2 separate regions of the Homo sapiens genome follow, and region 2 is linked to region 1. A link is an interaction called in ENCODE POLR2A ChIA-PET data of the cell type or tissue named here. Cell type or tissue: GM12878. All regions are shown on one strand. Region 1 overlaps AFF1 (ALF transcription elongation factor 1). Region 2 overlaps AFF1 (ALF transcription elongation factor 1).

What was found. ChIA-PET counts read pairs that join two places held together with the same protein. Peaks named below come from ENCODE experiments on the same cell type or tissue, not always from the same donor. Only the 100,000 strongest peaks of a DNase experiment are listed, where the experiment ranks them.
Region 2: POLR2A ChIA-PET joins it to region 1 with 12 read pairs; 3 of 35 experiments call an interaction of 5 or more read pairs at or near these places.

Annotation. Positions count from the first base shown.
Region 1 is chr4:87,070,070-87,078,069 of GRCh38, forward strand. The region is part of intron 4 of AFF1 (ALF transcription elongation factor 1); the gene reads left to right. It overlaps LOC105377320 (a long non-coding RNA gene), which reads left to right. Exons shown (of 2, transcript XR_938956.2): 2 at 3,470-5,761. Among named protein-coding and RNA genes, the nearest start is that of AFF1, 140 kb to the left of the region's middle. RefSeq lists enhancers at 3,532-3,721, 3,742-3,791. In GM12878, no CTCF peak of the experiment used is centred here; DNase peaks (open chromatin) are centred at 3,392 and 3,922; H3K4me3 peaks cover 2,309 bases; H3K27ac peaks cover 3,184 bases.
Region 2 is chr4:86,958,374-86,966,373 of GRCh38, forward strand. All of the region lies in intron 2 of AFF1 (ALF transcription elongation factor 1), which reads left to right. Among named protein-coding and RNA genes, the nearest start is that of AFF1, 27 kb to the left of the region's middle. RefSeq lists enhancers at 1-137, 847-1,519, 1,520-2,191 and a silencer at 2,364-2,658. In GM12878, no CTCF peak of the experiment used is centred here; DNase peaks (open chromatin) are centred at 2,986, 3,468 and 7,064; H3K4me3 peaks cover 1,920 bases; H3K27ac peaks cover 6,653 bases.

The DNA of each region.
Region 1 (8,000 bases):
CTCAGCTCACTGCAACCCCTGCCTCCCGGGTTCAAGTGATTGTCCTGCGTCAGCCTCCTGAGTAGCTGGGATTACAGGCCTGCGCCACCACACCACGCTAATTTTTGTATTTTTAGTAGAAACGGGGTTTCACCATGTTGGCGAGGCTAGTCTCAATCTCCTGACCTTGTGATCCACCTGTCTCGGCCTCCCGAAGTGCTGGGAGTAGAGGCGTGAGCCACTGCACCCAGACCTAATTTTTGTATTTTTAGTAGAGACTGGGTTTCACCATGTTGACCAGGCTGGTCTCGAACTCCTGACCTTGTGATCCACCTGCCTCGGCCTCCCAAAATGCTGGGATTACAGGCGTGAGCCACCATGCTCAGCCTTTTCTTCATCTTTCAAACTCTGGACTTGAATTTCTGGATCACTTAGCAAATGTTTATGGCTTTTAAAAATCTTCCTGAAGTAAAGCTAAAAACTGAAAATATTGGCAGCTTCTCAGCCTAAATATGATGTATGTGTGCGTATGCATTTATGCATGTGCATGCACACTCCATCCAAGATGTTATTTGTTGTTTCTCATAAGAAACTTACAATTTAAGTCAAATTTAAAAGATGGTGGGTGCTTCTACCCAAGTTTTAACATATAAACAGTATTAATTTTCACCAGTCTAGGAAAATTTCAAAATAATTTTCCTTCAATACAGACAGGTGTACTAGAGAAATTTCAGTGTACTTCTAGCTTTATGGTTCTCATTAATTTATTCAGCATAGTTTGTGATCTGTCTATATTTGTAGGGGGTGTAAATTTATGTGATGAAAAGCTAATAGGCGAGGACGATAGTGTTTCCACTTTTTACTCCCCAGGAGACAGGAATTGTTTAAGGTTAGCTATAGTGAGTCCGCTTAAGTCAACGCCAAGACAACTGAGAAACTGGCGAAAAAGCAGTGAGAAAGGAAGAAGAACCCCCAATTTTTTCTTTGATTGATTTGAATGTAGGCTAGTTATACCTTTTTGGCTGTTTTTAGTAAGAACTATGTTATAAAATGAATTGGAGGACCTGTTACCACCAGACTTAGGAGGTAGTAGTTTTCCAGTGACTTTTAATTTCCCTACCAGTCTTTTTTTTTTTTTTTTTAAATACAGGGTTCTAGGTTAGTGTAGGAAAAAAAACTGGTGTATTTTATTCCACAAGAAGCTTTTGGTAAATTATTTATTAAGGAAACAACTGTTGGACATTGAGATGGCTTTTAAAGATTTACCTAGAAGAGATAATAAAACAGATAAAACTGATCTGCTCAGGGGCCTGTCTTCAGTCTTTTCAGGCTCGTTTACTGTGGTGTTCATGCCAGCGCAGCCTGGTAGACAGTGTTGCTGTGGCTGTAGAAATAACACTGCTCATTTTTATGGAGGATATTGCTGTATGCCAGTTAAAGAAATTCAAGTTGAAAGACCTTTAAATTTTTTTTAATAATACACTTCCTTCCCCACCCCCAAGCTGTCACCATGATTATGATGCCAGGAAAGCAGTGCGGTGGCTCCAGGATTGTTCTCCCATGGGCTGTGTGCCAGGTGGATGAAGTAGTCAGGAGGGCCACAGTTGGGTTTATGTACAACCTAGATATCATCTACTTGTGCTGGTTGACCCTCCATTTTCTAAAGGCAATTTCCAAAGGGAGTTGCTTTTGTTGTTACTATTAGAACGGTTGCCTTTTTTCCATATGATCTCTTCTCTGTCACTTAGGTTCTGTATTCTATATAGAAAAGTATGGAGGGAAAGGGAAGAATCAGGAAAGATAGTGAATGCAAGAATATTGGGGGTTATGATGTGGTTAAGTTAGATTGTGCCTCAAAACACTGAAAAGATTGGAGTTTCGGGTCAGGAGCTCTGGATTAAAGGCCAACGGGAATCTTTTAAACTTCTTGGTTGTGTGTGTGTGTCGGTGTGTGAAGTCAGAGGCAGACGATGAGAGAAATAAATTGAGATGGAGAGAAAATAATATGAATGCTTAGAAGATTTTAAATTCAGGGCTGGGCGTGGTGGCTCACGCCTGTAATCCCAGCACTTTGGGAGGCCGAGGTGGGCGGATCACGAAGTCAGGAGATCTAGACCATCCTGGCTAACACGGTGAAGACCCGTCTCTACTAAAAATACAAAAAATTAGCTGGGCCTGGTGGCGGGCGCCTGTAGTCCCAGCTACTCAGGAGTCTGAGGCAGGAGAATGGCGTGAACCCGGGAGGCGGAGCTTGCAGTGAGCCAAGATCACACCACTGCACTCCAGCCTGGGCAACAGAGCGAGACTCCGTCTCAAAAAAAAAAAAAAAAAAAATTTAAATTCAGAAGGCATTAAGAGGACATTTATTTTTTAAACGATTTTCTCCTTGGCACTTATTAAATACCTATTTAAAATAAATTCAAGAATAACTTTTATATATCTAGTCTGCCCCTTGTATTTATTTATTATTTATTTTTATATTTATATTTTTGAGATGGAGTTTTGCTCTGTCTCTCAGGCTGGAGTGCAGTGGCACGATCTCAGCTCACGGCAGCCTCCGCCTCCTAGGTTCAGCAATTCTCCTGCTTCAGCCTCCCCAGTAGCTGGGATTACACGCTTGCACCACCCACCACCACGCCTGGCTGATTTTTTTTGTATTTTTAGTAGAGATGGGATTTCACCATGTTGGCCAGGCTGGTCACAAACTACTGACCTCAAGTGATCTGCCTGCCCTCGGTCTTCCAAGGTGCTGGGATTACAGGCGTGAGCCAGTGTACCCAGCCTCTTGTGTTTATTTAAAAAGAAATACTGGCGTTTGTCGAATGATGGAGTCTTATTTTCAAACTTTTGTATTAAATATATTTTCGCTTTCACCAGATCAGTAAATCAGTGTATCAGATGAGTCTTGCTGGAAGTCTGATGTAGTTTGTGTATAGTTTTAGACCAAATTTATATGCAGAGATAACGCAGGAAAAGATAATTAAGTCTATCTAAGATTCAGTGGGATTAGTAAGCCTTAAAAAAAAAAAAAGACCAAATCTGTTTATTGATAGGTTATAGAAAAGCAAAATACTTCCTTAAATTAGGCACTTTTTGATAGGCTTAAATAAATGATGTATAACTGTTCATGATGTTCTGATATTAAATGAATTGTACATTCCCAGGATGACCTTGAGCCCTTTTTCTAGACCCTAGTAATTAACCTGATTGCTCATTACCCAGCATTAAAGCCAAAAAAAAAAAAAAAAAAAAAAAAAAAAAAAAAAGCGGGGGCGGAGGATTTACTTGTTCAGAATTAAGATGTCAAGGACAAGGTCGTCTTTATTTGCCTTCTCTCTTTTGCGTTTGTTATAGTGTCAGTAATCCCCAGGGTGTTTGGGGCTCAGATTGCTTCCTCAGAGTATATATGCCTCTAGCCTACCACTTCAATAATTTTCTGTCCTTTTTTCCCCCGTTTTTTTTGTGTTTTGTTTTTAAATAACGATGCCAGGAGACAGAAAACCAACACCTACTCCAGAAGAGGCTGTTGAGATTACTGCTGGAATAAGCCCAGGATAAAATCTTTATGTCCTTTCAGACAAAGCGTGGATTAAATAGTTTATCTGACTCATATGACTGCAGTTTCTTTCGGCCTCATCCAGAAACTGATACAAAGTTGTTTTTTTCTTCTTCCTTTTTCTGGTGCTTCTATAATCTTAGCTTATGCTCAGCTGTGAAAAAAGTAAATGTCCAGGCAGGCACTCTCTGCAACATAGAATTAAACATGCTTCCTGAACATTGTTTGCACTTTCATTTGACAGAGAGCAGAAATACAGGTTTATGTATCCATAAATCCTGTCATGGTTGACAAAGTAATTTAATAGTGTTTTGACTCAGAACCATCCGTTAATACGATTTGAGAGACAGAGTAGAGTGCTCGTGTGTGTGTGCACGTGCGTGTGTGCATGTGTGTGTAGGACTGGATGGGGTGGGTGCAGGGCAGGAAGCATGTGACAGAACACCACCACGCTGCAGTTTCACACCCTCCCTGCAGCAATAGGTTTTAACTGAAAAGCTACTACTCATGCTTTGCAAATTGATAGTCCCACTGAAAAAAAAAAAATTAAATTCTTCCGAAAAACACTCTGAGGTTTTCGTGAGCAGAATTGGTTGTAGAAGGGGAAATAGATCATATAGCTTAGGCCATTTGAAAGGACTTGTCAGTTGACTATTGCTGGAATGGAACCAGTGTCTAGACTTGTTCTTTGTGATGCCTTTAAAAAAAAAAAAATCAGTGCCTTTTAACCATTCTTACTTAATCATTCATGGCTGCTGTGCCCACAATGGGCTTCATGGGGCCTCATGTGGTCTTTCATCAAAGGCACAGTGTTTTAAAGTCTTAGACCATTGGGGATTCTGATTCCCCTTATTACGTGGTGAATGGTAATGGTTCATAGTCAATAGTTAGGAAGTTGGTGAATAACTGAGATTAGACATTTACTGTCAAACAGTGGTAAGTTTTTTACATTTGTTTTTCATTCAGGTACTTTGTTGTTAAGTGAGTTTAAACCTATCCCAGCACACCCTACTTATTTTAACTTTTGCACTGTTAGTTGACATATTGTCATAATATGTACTGAAAACATTTCTGCGTATAAAACATCAACACTGAATTGTACCTTTTATATGTACTGTTTCATGTGACTATACAGGACCTTGCAAACATCAAAAATTATATTGTATGTGATCTCAGGATATATAATGGTAACAAAATCAGTGAATCCAGCATTGTTACTGCTTCTCTCATTATTTGCATATTCTTATCAAGTGAGTGTTTACAATTATACATGTGGACAACAACCACTCATTGTTTTCATTTTTATTTAAGCCGGGTCTTAAGAACTGGAATCCTTGGTTTCATAATTAAAAGAGGCCCTCTTTGTAGAGATCAAAACAAAATTTCCAGAATGTTTTAAGTAGCTCAGTTAATGCAGATTGAGCCTCTACAAATTTTATATGCTTTAGAAAAATATCTTTATGATGCCAATTATGCAGATTACCTCACTGGTATAATCAAAATGACCAACTGGAAAGAAACAATAAGTTTTCTAATTATTCATATTAATCTTTAAAGAACTGCTATTTTAAAATACTTCTTCCCATTGGGTTTTATAAGTTTCAGTGATGTCTTAGGATTTAGTGGGTTTTTTTAGCTTGTTTTTGCTTTAGTTGATGAAAGATAAGGTAATATCATTTGCTTATGAAAGAGCAATTTACCTAAAGGTAAATTTAAAAAAATCAAATATATAAATATGTGTGCATATATTCACTTATATGTACACATATATACACACGTATTCAATATGTTATATATATATCTCCTATCTACACGATATATTAGGCTCTCATTTATTAAATGAACTGGGGTGCCAGCACATCTCTAACATGATCTTCCAGTGTTTATCCTGGAGTATTATTTCTTCATCTTCTATCTCAAGGAAGCGTACGTACATCCTTTCTTTACCCAAACATGCTGCCTGATATACCTACCCTCCCCAACCTGACGTTCTGATGTTACTGTCATATCTGAAATTTTGCATTCTGAGAAATTTATGTCCCCAAACTGCATTTAGGCAACTACTCTTATAGGTGAAAACATCTGATTAGGTGGTAGTGGTTGATGGATTATAGTCACAAGATAATACTTCTTTAAAATTTGAAGACTTCTGCATCTTAAAAATATCACTGTTCTGTGAAGTTGTCTGGAGTTTTACCAATATGAGCTGACATATATTGCTTCCCAGGAAAGAGATTGGAAATTCACCATAAAACTCTAATTACTTTTTGGTTATCTTATGTATCTGAATTTTGTTTGAGATGTCATGACATGACAAAATCGAGTATTCATTTTATAAATATTAAATGAGTCTAGAATTATGCTAAGGCCTTGTGAGGAATGCAGAGATTACTAAACCCTAGTTCCTGCTTGTGGGAAGCCTGTCTGGAGGAGAAAGATTAGAACACTAAGGGTTACAATCCAGAGTTGAATGTGATTGGAGAGTCAAGGGAGGGAAGACTTCCAGAAAAGGGCAGCCAGTGGTTGTGATGCACTACCCCCTTCTTCTAGGTTCCCCCAATAGGAGTAGAATTCCTTGTTCGTTTCATAATAAATTTTTGTTGGGAGATAACTGTAGGTGACCTAGAGATTCCTCATTATTTTAAAATAATCTTTTTTATCCACCTTATTTCTCCTCTCCCTGAAAAATCTGTTTAGAGAACTATAGAGATTCTGCAGTTAGGGAGATTCTGCAGTTAGCCTCATTTGTGTTAGTCTTCACATGTGGCAGGCAGTTTGACGTTAAAAAGAGTCAGGGAACATGAAAGTAATTTTTTGCTACATATTAGAGCTTATCACTTTTAAGGAATATCCAAAACCTTTCCATTATTTAAAGATATCTGGGATTAGATGAAGTGTAGCTAATAATTCTTAAGGGAGGATTTAACAGTTAAAGTTGGTTTTGCAACTTAATGTAATAATACTTTATTTTTAGGAAAGCTGTTCAGAGCACCTTATTCCTTGTTTTGTAATCCATCACCCCTCCATCCATATTAATCTTTAGCATGGCTGTTTTTTGTTGTTGTTTTCCTTGTTTTAATTTGGACTATAACTGTGCTCATATATCTGTCCAGTGATTTAAAAAAATGTTTATCCTAAAATTCTGGGTATACAGATAGATGGGTAGTTGCCCATAGGGCATGATGCTTCTGAAAGTAGAATTACTGCTGGTCCCTTTGAACGTTTTCCAGCTGAAGTAGGCACACCCAGGCAGTATGAGCATGTTCTTGGAACAGGCTTAGCTATTTATGTAATTTACTCTGTGTCTATAGAACACAATTTTATGACAAACCTTGTTCAGCCAGGCCTTTTAGTCTCCTCCTCTAATCTGTCTCTTAGAAATGATGATTATGGTGTCTTCATATAAATGCATGTATTTATTTGTATGGAATTAGTTTTAACATGCATTGTCTTATTTCTTCCTCAAAACAACCCTGTAAGATTATGTTCATTTCAAATGTGTCTTCTCACTATGTAAGTATGACTAACAAAAAGGAGAGCGAGAATAAAAAACTTCTCTTTCAATAACTTTCTAGTCTAGTTTGGAAAGTTCGTGAAGTTTAGCAAGTGAACACTGGGCCAGGCCTTCAGAGCAAGTCCTGTGGCAACTCGAGTTCCATTAGGGAAGGCTGACTGGAAATCTGTTTTGTTTTGTTTTTTTTACAAAAATTCAGTGTGGCGTGTATTACGTAGGGTGTGCCCAGAGCACCAAGGTGTAAGCTGGGGACAGTTTAACATAGGTGTGTGTTCAGAGTAAGGTAAGTTACATAGAGGAAGGCTAATAGAAAATTTAGCTGTACTTCGAGAACAGGCTTTTGATCCCTATTTATTTCAATCTAATATTTGTGTTTTTAGTAATGAATAGGTAATAGGTCAGAATTTAAAAGGTTAAAAAAAGGATATACATTGAAAATCTTCCCCCTATTCCTTCCCCCAGCCTCCATTCCCCAGCCTTCCTTTCTGGAAGTAATTGATGTTAGGACTTTCTTGTGTATCATTCCCAGTGGTATTTTATGCATAGTAAGCAACTCCATATATATGTTTTCTTCTCATTGATACTTTCTTCATTTATAGAAATGCTGGCATATAATGCATCTTTTTTTAAAAATTTATTCTTCTAAACAATGTATCTTGGAGATTACCCCAAATCAATGCAAAAAGAGCATCCTTATTCTTTGTTGTAGTTGCGTAGCATTTATTTCTTTCTAGGTGGCATGTACCATAGTTTTCATAGTCAGTTACCTGTAGATACACATTTAGATTGTTTCCAGTATCTTGCTATTTGCAAACTAGGCTGAAGTGAATAACTTTGTACATATTTTTTTTGTACATGTAGGAGGCAGTGCTAAAGGTTAGAGAAGTGTCTGTGTAATTAGAATTTGCTGACTATTGCCAAATTAATGTCCTTAAAGGTTGTAGCACTTAA
Region 2 (8,000 bases), 110 kb before region 1:
AGTCACCGTGCCCGGCCCCAAACTTTCTAGATTGTTTTAAAATGTCTTTTAAAATTGTTTTTAGCCAGGTGCGGTGGCTCATGCCTGTAATTCCAGCATTTTGGGAGGCCACGGTGGGTAAATCACCTGAGGGTCAGGAGTTCGAGACCAGCCTGACCTACATGGTGAAACCCCGTCTCTACTGAAAATAAAAAATTAGCCGGGTGTGGTGGTACGTGCCTGTAGTCCCAGCTACTCGGGAGGCTGAGGCAGGCGAACCACTTCAACCCAGGAGGCAGAGGTTGCAGTGAGCCGAGATTGTGCCACTGCACTCCAGCCTGGGAGACAGAGTAAGACTCTCTCAAAAAAATAAAATAAAATAAATAATAAATAATAAAATTGTCTTCATCTTGATCCAAGGAAACCAAAGTTCACATATTGCATTAGGTTTTGTTTCTTGAGTCTTAATCCAGAGCAGCATTTACTCTATTTACTTGTGGGGTGGGAGCATTTACTAGTTAAGGAAACAGTTGCATGTATGTCCTACTTCTTGGATTTGTTTGTTTCCTATTAATGCGTTTAACTTGTTTCGATATAGCAGTAGTTCTCAACGGAGGACAATTTTGTCTCCCTCTCTTCCAGGGGACATTTGACAATGTCTAGAGAGATTTTTAGTCATCACAATCTAGTGAGTAGAGGCCAGGGATGTTATTAAACATCTACAATGCACAGAACAGCCCCCACCACAAATAATTTCCTGGTTTCTAATGTCAATAGTGCTGAGATTGAGAAACTGTCAGCCTATCCCATGTATTTCCTGAAGAATGGAAGTTAGCACTAAAAGCTTGGTTAGAGTCAAGATAACTCTTTTTGCTTAAAATAGTTAAATTGCCCAGGAGTGCCGGTATTCTGTTTTGATCTGGGTGTTGGTTACAAGAGTATATCATTTTGTGAAAATTTATATGTGAGCTCTACACTTTAAAAAATGTGTGTTATTTTTAATTTTAAAAGTTTACATTAAAAAAAGAAACCTCTTTATTGTGTTGGGTCCCTTCCTCTTTTTGTCTGCTACTTCACACTTCTTAAATAGTTGAATAAATCTTTAAAGCCTCACTCCCTTTTAAAGTTCCTTAATACTCTTTTTTTTTTTTTTTTCCCAATGTGAGAGACTGGTAGAGATGGGGGAAAAAATGGGTGCCTTTTGAACTCATTGTTGGGATGGTTGAGTGTCTGTTAGGGAAGTCAGAGTGCTGGTACTTTCCTTGCTCTGCAGAAAATTGCAGAGTTGCCCTAAGGGAGGGACACCTAAACGATAAGTAACGTTAGGCCACTTGGGTTTTGTGTAAAGCTGAAAGGAGAAAGTCATTCCAGATGGGATGGTTTGAAAGCAGAGGTTGGCTTTCATGAGCTGTGGAATTTGGGAAAGGGGCATTCTGGGCTGAAAGAACCAGGGAAGGTAAGGAATGCATTAGGGGTGTGCTGGGAACCTTTTCTTGAGCGATGTCTTAAAGCCAGCTTCTCTTCTCTGTCTCTGATAAATAATTGGAAGGAAAGGCAATGAATTTTTTTCTGACAGTTGGTTCTAACTGGGGGCCAGGGCCTCGTTTGCAAATGAAAGGACTGCTGTTGGAGTAGTTGAAATCACAATGGGCCCTGACTCTTTTCACATCAAAGTGTAAAAGAATCTCCAGGGGTGATAAATGGGGGCTGCTGGACTCATTACTTGTAAACAAAGCTGAGGGATGACCTCTACATTTTTTTTTAATTAAAGGAAAACAGGGTTTCCTAGTGGTGAGCATGGGGCTGCTCTTCGTTTGAATTTTGACTGTTCACACTGGAAAAGATCTTTCTTTAAGGTTACAAGGGAGCTGCCGCTGTTACCCAGGATTTACCCTGAATCTCAAACACTACTGGAAAAATGCTGTGCCTAGGACGGCCCAGCAGGTATCCTGCATGTGTTGAGAATTGAAGTGCAGTGGGTTCCGCTGCGTTGTTACAGTAAAGTGGAACAGGGCAGAATTTCTGAGTGCTGCTCCTCTCAGGAGACTGAGGGCTCCTTTACTCCTTTTCCCACCCGACATCAGGAGGAAAACTCCTTTATTCCTGTGCAGTGTAGAAAAAGGTCCGTTTTTAAGTAAATTCTTAGCTCTTTGTAAAAGAAGTCCAAAGGCAGTGGTTTTAGAGTTTAAAGATAGTATTTCTTTATATTTGTGTAGTTACAAGGCTTTGAGTATGATCAAAACGTTTAACCAAAACTAAAGTATGTGCATACTTTATGGTGTTGAAAGCAATGCTACTAAAAATAGTACAACATTTTATGGGATTAAGATTGCAAATTGCTGCCTAAATTCAGCTTGCAGTTAAGGCCTACCTTCAGTAAACTCTCGTTGTGTAGTCAGCTCCCCACCAAGCTTATCTCTTGCTGTTTTTCCACTTGGCTCCTCTGTTGCAGTCAGTCCAAGCCCTACCAGATTTTAAACAACTGGAGGTCAGAGACTGCCCTTTGTAACCTGAGTGGAACTGGTAAGGCACTGGGCACCCAAGAATTCTAATGTGTTTACTGACTTTCCACATGTTTAGTAATCACCTTCTGAGCCTATCTTCCAAGCAAGTTGTAAGACTTGAGAAAGGAGCAGAGGTCACAGCTGGCAAGGAGCACAGCATCCCTGGATGGTTGACAGAGACAAGCTATCCTCCAGATGAAATATTTCCAACTACAGATGAGAGTATTGAAGGCCTTCCATTCCCCTTTGATATCAGAATGGTGAGAATGTGGGAGACACCACCAGTTAACCCTGCCTTCATGAGTACAGATACCCATGAAAATATTTAATAAGCGCAGTGACCAGACGAGACCTGTGCTAAGTATTTGATAGGCATGCTTTCAATCTCGTAACTCCCTATGAGGTTATGTTTTACAGATGAAAAAGGGAAAAGGAAGATACTCATCAGTGGCTAGCTTCCTTCCATCACCGAACCCTCAAGTCCCTGTTCCCTTTTTGTCTTTGTAGAAGCTGGTGGCAGGGATATACTTTCTGAGCTCTGGTTTAAAACTCTGAGTTTTGGGCCACAGATCCCCTCTAGCTGACTCTTCTTTTTTGACATGAATGAGATAAAAAGTTGTTCCTGGGAGATAGTTTCAGCATGGCTACAGTAGTCAGAGAAACGTGCATCTTTTCCAGTGAAGGAACAAAGCTGATTTCTTTGCACTGGGGCATAGTGGGGGTGTGGGAAGGGGGGGCTGAGTGATGGGAATAGGGGTCACTACTGAGTCATATGGCAGGAAAAAGATGAAAAGATTAGTTACCCAAAAAAAAAAAAATTAAGGAATGGAGGTGGTTCCCATCCTAAATTAGAATCTCCCCAGTTTGCGTTTCAGAGCCCTTTTCATCGCCGTGGTGAGATGATGTGTGCTCTCTCAGAGCACTTTGTGGTCTGTTACAGCATTGCACAGATGTCAGGTGGCTGCCCTGTTAATAAATCAACCTCTCAACGGTTAGAAGTTGTAGCAGTTCTCGTTTTAGATTATCTTTCTACATCCGGCAGAGGCTTACTGTCCCCCGCAGAGCACTTGGTAAACGAGATATGAAATTGTCCTTTAAGAATGGAGGTTTAATTTTCCAGTAGGACAGAGTATTCAATAAATGAGAGTGGAGACTATATTTTATTTGTCTAAAATATATGTTTTTTAAAATGTGTTCCTCAATAGCTGGTAAAGGACAAAGCCAGGGAGTTGAGAGCAAAGGGTATGCACGAGCTGAGATAGCAGGATATTTGGAAAAGTTATTGTTTCTTTTTTTTTTTTTTTTTTTTCCTGTCTCATGTCCTCAACCTGGAGTAGTGACTCTGGTGAGTAGAACACTTCTTACAGGCTCACTGGGACCCTGCCACTAAATTTTCACCTGGAGAGGCAGCCTAATTAAGAGAGAGTTTGCTTTGAAATCAGTTAGATCTGGGTTTGAATTGTATCCCCATGAGACAGGTAATGCTGGGCAATTTTCTTAACCTCTCCAAACTCTAGTTCTTTCATTTGTAAAATAAGGATAATAATGACTAAATATATACATTTATTTAAAGCCCATGGAGTGCTTGGTACTCAATAGACATTTAATAAATATTAATTTTCTTCCCTTTCTGTTGACTTGCCTTTGATAATTTCAGCATTTAGGGTGTGGAGAATTTGAACTTCATGATGTTCATAGAACACCTGAGGTTTAAAAGTTTGGGTTCCATTGGGCAATATAGGGAAAGCAGCCTTCCCATGCTCTGAGACCCAACTCTGAAGCATTGTCTGGGACCAGCGCCTGGCACTGTATGTGAACTGTATAATCACGTGTTCCTGCCAACTGTGGGTTCAAGTGATGATGAGTCTGATTTTTGTTACTCTGGAACTTACATTATTAAGAGTTTGGGTAATTTGAAATGGTAGGTGACACTATGAATTAATTTCTCAATAAAATTCTCATTTCATATTTACTACTAAAATATTACTTTAAGATATAGTTTAGGATACACATGAAGATAAGTATAGGCCAAGCACGGTGGCTTATGCCTGTAAAACTCAGCACTTTGAGAGGCTGAGGTGGGTGGATCACTTGAGGCCAGGAGTTCGAGACCAGCCTGGGCAACATGGTGAAACATCATCTCTTCAGGAAATACAAAAATTAGCCAGGCGTGCTGGCATGCACCTGTAATCCCAGCTACTTGAGAGGCTGAGGCACGAGAATTGCTCGAACCTGGGAGGCAGAGGTTACAGTGAGCTAAGATCACACTACTGTACTCCAGCCTGGGTGACAGAGTGAGACTCCCATCTCAAAAAAAAAAAAAAAAAAAAAAAAGCATAGATAACTATGTGTAAAGAAACTAGGTATTCATTTAATAATACTTTTTATCCTTTTAGGTTAAGTAAATAGAAATCATATATTTCCTTCAGGTTAGTTTGATCTTGAATGGAAGTTCTCTGTTCTTAATCCAATATTCATTCATTCATCAAAGACTTTGTGGAGAGCCTTTGATGTCAAAAGTGTCAACTAGGAACTAGGGAGAGGGGATGGGAAGAAAAACTGGTACCATGGGGGAGGGAAGGAACTGGGATGGAGGTAGATTAGTCCACAGGGAGTTCACATTAGCGCTTGCGTTCAGGTTACTATGTGTAGGTTACTATGTGCATCTACTCTTTTTCATCCAATGCTTTAAACTTTTTAAAAAGCTTATTCCTAGTCCAGTATTGTATTTTAACCTTATAAAGATCTTATAGGGTAGGTCAGGCAGATAGTTCCATTTGAAGTTTAAAGGGGTTAAGTGGTTTGCCAATGATCTCAGGGTTAATAATGAAACTGTTTTCTCAACCTGGAATGAGTTTTCTCTCCCTTTCCCAGCTCCTCAGTCTATTGATATCTTAGTCATCCTTTAAGGTTCAGCTGAAATACCACCTTTTCTTTTCATTTCTTTTTTTTTTTTGAGACAGTGTCTCACTCTGTTGTCCAGGCTGGAGTGCAGCATTGCACAGTCACGGTTCACTACAGCCTCAATCTCCTGGGCTCAAGTGATCTTCCCACCTTGGCCTCCCAAATGCTATGATTACAGGTGTGAGTCACCATGACTAGACTGGTTTTTTTTTTTTTTTTTTTTTAGTACAATTTTTTTGTAGACCTGGGATCTCACCATGTTGCCCAAGCTAGTTCTGAACTCCTGGCCTCAAGCAGTCCTCCTGCCTCGGCCTCCCAAAGTGCTGGGATTACAGGCATGAACCACCATGCCTGGGTTGTTCTTTTGGTTTTTTTTTTTTTTGAGATGGAGTCTCGCCCCGTCACCAGGCTAGGGTGCAATGGTGTGATCTTGGCTCACTGCAATCTCTGCCTCCCAGGTTCAAGCCATTCTCCTGCCTCAGTCTCCCGAGTAGCTGGGATTGCAGGTGCGCACCACCACATCCAGCTAATTTTTTTTATTTTTAGTAGAGATGGGGTGTTGGCCAGGATGGGCTCAATCTCCTGACCTCATGATCCGCCTGCCTTGGCCTCCCAAAGTGCTGGGATTACAGGTGTGAGCCACCGCACCCAGCCGCCTGGGTTGTTCTATACATCTTTTTTTTTTTTTTTTTGAGATGGAGTTTCACTCTTGTTGCCCAGGCTGGAGTGCAATGGTGCAACCTCTGCTCACCACAACCTCCACCTCCTGGGTTCAAGCAATTCTCCTGCCTCAGCTCCTGAGTAGCTGGGGTTACAGGCATGTGCCACTATGCCCGGCTAATTTTGTATTTTTAGTAGAGACAGGGTTTCTCCACGTTGGTCAGGCTGGTCTCGAACTCCCGAGCTCAGGTGATCCACCTGCCTCAGCCTCCCAAAGTGCTGGGATTACAGGCCTGAGCCACTGCGCCCGGCTGTTATATACATCCTTCTCGTTATTCCTCTATCATAGCTTACTATTTTTAAATATTAAATTTCTGTTTGCATTATTGTATGGTTTCTCTCTCCTGATTAGACACAGACTAATAAAACATTTAGTAATTATTTTCCTCCATCTCATATATCCGTCTGAGTCGTAAACATCTTTTATACCAAAGACCTATTTAATCCTTCAGCACTATCTCTGTGTTTTGCAAATAACCAGCAATTAATAAGTGATTTGAGTTTGCCGCTATTGGAGTTATTGTTGCTGTCATAGAGAGATGGAGGAGTGCTGATGTGGAGGGTGGTTATAATGGGTATTTATTTGACCTTTCTTAGAAAAACAACCCAAAGTTCTTACTCTGTTACTAATGGGTTAACTTAGTGTTGCTGTGAAAGTCTGTAACTGTTAAGACAATTACGCATTGTTGACTCAACTGTTGAAAACTACATTTTAAGGCATCTATATAAAGTCTTCAGAATTATGTAAACAGTGATTTACTGCTACCTATTTGTCTTCATTGACCTTTTAAAAACAAATTCCTTGCACAGGCAAGCCTTAGAGCCAATGGTGCCTACAGGTTACCTGTATTTCACTTTTCGGCTAATTTGTCAATGTTTTCTCACAGCAGTGTTTTTGTCTGTTTTAACCAGGGTGTTTGGTTTGGATTAATGTTCAGTTTCTACACACACTTGCTAAGCCTCTTCTCTTATCCACCTATTAGCAAAAGGGAAGTGAAGGGTATAGCCTGTAGAGGGAATTCCCCCTCTTCATTTTGCATTCTAAGTCTATATCTAGGAAAGCATTGTAGCCAAAAAACCCAGGAGTATTGTCTGTATTTTGAAGATATTTGCTCCAAGATGGCTCACAGAAAAAAAATAATTGATAGTATCATTATTAGGCTAATGGGCATTTTTGACTCCTTAAGAGTTACTTGGCTCAGTCAGTCTGCTGGTTGAGGCTTTGGATTTGCTGATTGCAGCCCATGGGTATTTGCATACGCCTTCCCTTCTCCCAAGGCCTTTCTCCCCCATCAGTGCTTGTCATTGCTGAATTCATTGCACCCCTGTCCCTCACACCCACTCACATGACCTTCTCATACTAATGCCTTTTCACACTTGAGCAAGGTTTCTCCTTAATGAAGACAAGATGCATTAAACTTCCCAATTCAGAAAATTGGAGGGTAATGATATGTATGAAATAAAGTAGTTTCTTTTTAAGAGAACTCAGAGCTGTCATCCATTGATTCAGGGAATGAATGTGGTTTTTGGTGTGCTGTATTCTCCCCTCTTCCCCAGGGTGGTAGTTAGTTTCTTTTTTCTTTCCTTTTTTTTTTTTTTTAAGTTCTGGGATACGTGCAAGGTGGTAGTTTCTACAGTGAGATAGTGACTTGATAATCTGAGAAATATGCATCTTACCCACACACATACCCACACCCTAAATGGAGGTACTACAGTATATTTTGCACTTCAGTAAATGCTCAGCACCTACTGTGTGCAGAGTGATATATATTGAATTTTGTGTGCGGTGCTGTCAATCCTTCCTCTTCTCTGATTTCTGAGACACAATCTGGCTCCTGTGCCTTGTGATTCTGATGAGGCCCTCTCAATTTCTCACCAAACTTCCTTTTGTCT